Regions from separate parts of the Homo sapiens genome. Here region 1 is linked to region 2. The links are chromatin loops, found by intact Hi-C in ENCODE. Cell type or tissue: Calu3. All regions are shown on one strand. Links, peaks and the distances in the headings refer to the core of each region. The heading gives the core; the rest is flanking DNA.

Region 1 (2,925 bases), core at 301-2,800, 290 kb before region 2:
CCTTGCTTTTGAAAATTCACCTTTAATTTGCAGGTTAAGGCCAGGCGCAGTGGCTCACACCTGTAATCCAGCACTTTGGGAGGCCAAGGCGGGCGGATTACCTGAGGTCAGGAGTTTGAGACCAGCCTGGCCAACGTGGTGAAACCCCGTCTCTACTAAAAATACAAAAATTGGCCGGGCATGGTGGCACGCCCCAGTAATCCGAGCTATTCGGGAGGCTGAGGCAGGAGAATCGCTTGAACCTGGAAGGCGGAGGTTGCAGTGAGCTGAGATCACACCACTGCACTCCAGCCTGGGTGACAGAGCAAGACTCTGTCTCAAATAATAATAATAATTTGCAGGGTTAATTAGGCTTGAATCGTGGATCCATTACTTACTAGCTTTGTAACTATTTTCTCATCCATAAGATACGGAGAATACCTACTTCCTAGGATGTTGTAAGAATTAAAGGAGAGGCCAGGTGCGGTGGCTCATGCCTGTAATCCCAGCACTTTGGGAGGCCGAGGTGGGTGGATCACGAGGTCAGGAGATCAAGACCATTCTGGCTCACACGGTGAAACCCTGTCTCTACCAAAAATACAAAAAATTAGTAGAGTGTGGTGGCGGGTGCCTGTAGTCCCAGCTACTTGGGAGGCTGAGGCAGGAGAATGGTGTGAACCCGGGAGCTGGAGTTTGCAGTGAGCCGAGATCACACCACTGCACTCCAGCCTGGGTGACAGAGCAAGACTCTGTCTCAAAAAAAAAAAAAAAAAAAAAAAAAAAAAAGAATTACAAGAGAAAATGAGTGTGACTTATTTTACTGAATCCTTGTCTTGAGTGCTACCTTGTACCAAAAGGCTTCTCTTCTGTCTTCATACACATAACAGTCCTGATGAAAGTTTTGGTTCCTTTTGGATCCTCTGCTGAAGAAACTTGGGTCAGTGAGTTCAAATCTAGCTCTGGTAATGCCTAATTCCCTCTCTAAACATCAGGATGTGGGAATGAAAATAAGAATTTTAACAGCGACATGTTCTGAAATAATTTACAGAGGCAATTGAAAAATTAGGAAATTCTGGGGACATGAACTTTGAATGTTGGACATTGTTGGCTTCCTTCACATGGCACCTCCAAAAGAACATGGTGGCAGCTAGAGACTAAAGTATGCCTTAGACATGGCCTGACCTGGGGCTGGGGAAGGAAGGGTGTTCAGAGCTGCCCTTTGGTCTACTTGTTCCTCAGGGAGTCATTGGGTCCTTTTTTGGGTCTGAAAGGGAGGTTGCAGCCTTCTCCCTGCATTGGCTGGAGCTGGACTCTGTTTATAATGGTGCATACCAAATCCTCTTGCTGGATTTCTAATTTGGCTTAAAAGACACACCCCAATGAAAGCCAGAAAGAATTACTCACCTGTTGCCATATTTACCATCTACCACAATTATATTTGCTTGAACCTCTGTCCTGGCCAGATATTTCCTGGGTGCTGCCTTCAAAGCAACTGATTGCATTCCCCACTTCCTCTTAGATAAGTTACTGGGCTCCCCTGGAGCCTTCAGCAGCTTAATACCAAACAGCATCTGATTCCTTCCTGTTTCCAGAGCCCACATGAAAGTCAAACTTTCCAGATATGGATTATGAAAGAGAGAGGAAGTACCCCAAAAGTCATTTTGTCTTCTTTATCTGATTGTGTATTTCATTTTTACTGGTGAAAAATACATGTTTTAAATATTTAGAGTTTTCTTGTAAAAAGTGAGGATGGCATTTTTGCATCTAGTTATTCATTTAGCAACCCTTTACCCAGTGCTGATGCCAGGCACTGTCCTGGGCTTGAGGATACAGTGATGAGCAAAGACAGACATATCCCTGCCCTCATGGAGCTTATAAACCATTAGAGGAGAAATACATTATTGAGTACCATAGAAATAAATGTAGAATTACAACTCTGATAAGTACTAGAAAGAAGAGATACATGATCCCAAAAACCATATAACTGGGGGATTTTACCCATTTGGGGAGGTTGGGGAAGGCTTGAGCACCTTGGAAGTCTAGAGCCCAGTATCCGTGTCCTACCTTCCAAAGTCACCAGATGAAATCTGGAGCAAGCTTTTAAAAAGCTAGTGCATCAGGCATCCTTTCAACTGATAACTCTATTCACAGCAAGAGCAAAGATTCTTAAACCTATCTGTCAGAGACCAGATAAACAACTTGACTGAAAGTTTTGAGCAATATTAAAGAGGACAGTCAATCAATCATCATTAGGTGCCATTCATTCTTTAAGACATCATTGAAAATTATGAGTGCTTCATTGACTATATTTCTGAGGCATGAAGATGGCTCATGACCCATGGGGACTCTAAGCTGACTTAAATGATCTGTGGTCGCAGCAGTTTTACTGATAACGTGAAGCCTACTGATATACCTAGCACTTTGAAGACAAAGTTAGAATTTACCCTCTACTATCTTTAAAAGTATTTCCTTCTGTTTTAAACTTCACTCCAAAGGACAGCTTCAAAATAAGCCTCTTAGAGTAGTGGTAGATGGGACATCATGAGTCCAGCTGTCTGACTTATGTCTGGCTCTAATTCTTACTACCTCTGAGACTTTGGACATGATGTGTCACCTCTCTGGACCTGATTTTCCTCCTCTGTATAATGGAGATAGTAAGAATACTACATCATAGGGTTGCTGTGAGGATTAAATGAGATGTTGCTAGAGTTCTAGGTCAATGCCTGGCCAGGAGTGAGCACTTAGCTGAGGTTTGCTCTCACTGCTCCCCTCTCTGCAGAAGAGCAGTGAGTAGTAAAGGCAACAGCAACACATCTATATGCTGTGTATTTATGCATGCTCCTCTCCCAGGAGCAAGTGACAAAGCCACACAGACCCTGGGAATGTTAGGAGCACACGGTGTTCCTTCCCTCTGACAGTAGTTTTCCAGAATAGAAATGGAAAAAA
Region 2 (2,925 bases), core at 214-2,713:
GTCATACAATCCGGGGTAGGGAAATGGAACACACCTCCTATTCTCTGTCATCAGTACCTTGAAAATGAGGGTTTAGACTAATAACCAGGCAATCTCCAAGGTCAGTTCCAGACCAGCTCTGAAATTAAATTACCTTAAGGCTTCAGAGAACTAAAAACCATTCTTTCATCAAATGGTTGGAAGTCCCTGGGACAGTGGATTGTTATTCCCCAAAACCAAAACCTAGGATCTATCCTATCAACAAATCTGTGTGTGATCTCAAGGGCAACAATTGATCAATCTAAATCTCAATTTCCCCATCTGTTGCAAAAGATTCTTTAATCTTGCAGCCATAAAAAAGAATGAATTCATGTCCTTTGCAGGGACATGGATGAAGCTGGAAGCCATCATTCTCAGCAAACTAACATAGGAACAGAAAACGAAACACCACATGTTCTCACTCATAAGTGGGAGTTGATCAATGAAAACACATGGACACAGGGAGCGGAACATCACACACCGGGGCCTGTCAGGGGCTCAGGGGGAAGGAAAGGGAGAGCATTAGGACAAATATCTAATGTATGTGGGGCTTAAAACCTAGATGACAGGCCAGGCACGGTGGCTCAAGCCTGTAATCCCAGCACTTTGGAAGGCCGAGGTGGGCGGATCACAAGGTCAGGAGTTCAAGACCAGTCTGACCAACATGGTGAAACCCCGTCTCTTCTAAAAATACAAAAATTAGCCAAGTGTGGTGGTGTGCACCTGTAATCCCAGCAACTCAGGAGGCTGAGGCAGGAGAATCACTTGAACCCGGGAGGCAGAGGTTGCAGTGAGCCGAGATCACACCACTGCACTCCAGCATGGGTGACAGAGTGAGACTCTGCCAAAAAAAAAAAACAAACCTAGATGACAGGTTGATAGATGCAGCAAACCACCATGGAACACGTATACCTATGTAACAAAACTGCACATTCTGCACATGTATCCCAGAACTTAAAGTCAAATTAAAAAAAAAAAAAAGATTATTGAAACCTGCTTTCTGTCCATTTTTCTGAGACACAGGAAGACGTCATGTGAGATCCCATATTTATGATACTATACAGATGCTCCTGGAATAATACTACAAAGTTGAAATCCAACCATTATGTTTCCCTCAGAGACTGGATCCAGTGCTACCAACTCAACAAAGCTACTATCATCAGCCTACAATTCCTTTCTTCCCATAAAACCACTCATCATAATTGAAGTGGCTAGTGGTGCAGTATGGCTTTTTATGGGACTTAAATGGGTGGGCAATTCCCTATTACTTTGTCAGGTCTGAGCAGGTTGAGGGTAGGAGTGGGAAGAGGGATTAGAACTTAAAATCAGTCTGGTCACAGCCACTAGTATACTCCCATGCAATACGGGAAGGCTTGGTCTGGCAGGCAAAACACCACATCTGATATACAATGGTCCAGTCAGCAACAGCAAAAACAAACAAAATGAGGTGTCATTGCACAACATAACATCAGAAAATTGTGAGGTAGACACTCCTAGGAAGGTCAGGAATGCAGATCATAAGCTTCGAGGAAGTCTGTCAACAGATTGTAGAACCCAGACTTCAAGCTGGAATTTGGGCTTGAAGAATGAGGAAGGGGCTGATGAAAAGGTGGGTAAACAAGAACCAAGACAGTCAGAGGCTGGTTATTTAAAAGAGAGTACAAGGGACAGAGTATTAGAACAAAGCAAACATTGAAACATTCCAATCAGGGCTAAAAGGCAGGGGCAGGCCAGCAGCAGCGAGGGAAATAAATCAGAGGCAGCCTGCACATACGATTGATTTAGTGATCTAGTGGCTCTAGCTGGGGATAGAAGGGATCCTGGATAAAGAAAACCAGACTAGGCCTAACCTGCATATTTATTAGATTGATCAGAATCTTCAGACAATAGGATAATATGAAAATCAAGGAATCTTTCACATTAAATTTCATCACTTGCTCCACTCTAAATAGACTGATTATACAGAAAGATGGGCTCTCTAGAACATTCCTTAGAGGACTCTGTAAGGTGGGCATAGAGATAAAGATGGAGTTAAAGTCCAAGTCTACGACCTGGAGCAATTTTGGAACAAGCCTTGATGTAGGACTGTAGATGGGACTACAATATAGTTTCAAGGATGCTTACTCAGTCTGGACCAGTAGTATTTAAATGGTAAAAATGAATTTAAAAACATTGTTCAGGGTAAGTTACATCAACACATGTGAAGGAAACACACTGGGTGAACCCTATTACCTCCTGAGCTACTGACCCCACAGTGAATGTGTTAAATGACCAGGCTTCCCTGCCTCTGAAATATTGGTACCATTGTCAGATATCACAGCTCACAGCACCCAAGACTGGGCATCCAACATATGTGATGAATAAGACAGCTAAAATCTTTATAATTCAACTAAATGAGAGTATGGATGTTATAGTTCTTCCTATTCTCCATTTTTGTACACTTTGTTCCTGTGGCCAAACCTAAGGGAGTTTATAGCCTTGAAAAACACTCAATACATACATCAAAACAGAGGGAGATATTTAAATGACTTTGAACATACCATGAAGTAACTCATTCACAACGTGACCAAGTCTACAAATGATGAGTAAGCCATAGGAAAGCAACTGAAAATGACTTATAAGAAAAGCAATTGAAAAAAAGTATTCAAGTAGTTCCTATAAGCTTCAGAAACAAGTATTAGGAGGTAACAAAATGGCAGCATCTCTTAAAACTATATTGGATAATGTCATGTTAAGTGTTAACTATATTAGAGTGCTGTCTTTAAGTTGTAGCATTTCAAAATAATGTGTAATAATTTTGGCAATGAGATCAGAAATTTACTTTTTGTATCAAAGTATTTTTATGTGTTCCAAGGCAAGGCACTGGTGCAAATATTTCAGATGAGACAAAGATTTTTGTTTTGTATT

Evidence for each region. Hi-C counts contacts between places; a loop is a spot of excess contacts. Peaks named below come from ENCODE experiments on the same cell type or tissue, not always from the same donor. Only the 100,000 strongest peaks of a DNase experiment are listed, where the experiment ranks them.
Region 1: it touches region 2 in a loop (4-fold over the local background); 1 of 110 quality-filtered maps calls a loop at or near these places.

Annotation. Positions count from the first base shown.
Region 1 is chr1:183,991,867-183,994,791 of GRCh38, reverse strand. The region is part of intron 1 of COLGALT2 (collagen beta(1-O)galactosyltransferase 2); the gene reads left to right. Among named protein-coding and RNA genes, the nearest start is that of COLGALT2, 44 kb to the left of the region's middle. In Calu3, for the core only: no CTCF peak of the experiment used is centred there; a DNase peak (open chromatin) is centred at 1,461.
Region 2 is chr1:183,698,505-183,701,429 of GRCh38, reverse strand. It overlaps a transcript of RGL1 not described here. Among named protein-coding and RNA genes, the nearest start is that of APOBEC4, 47 kb to the right of the region's middle. In Calu3, for the core only: no CTCF peak of the experiment used is centred there; a DNase peak (open chromatin) is centred at 1,509.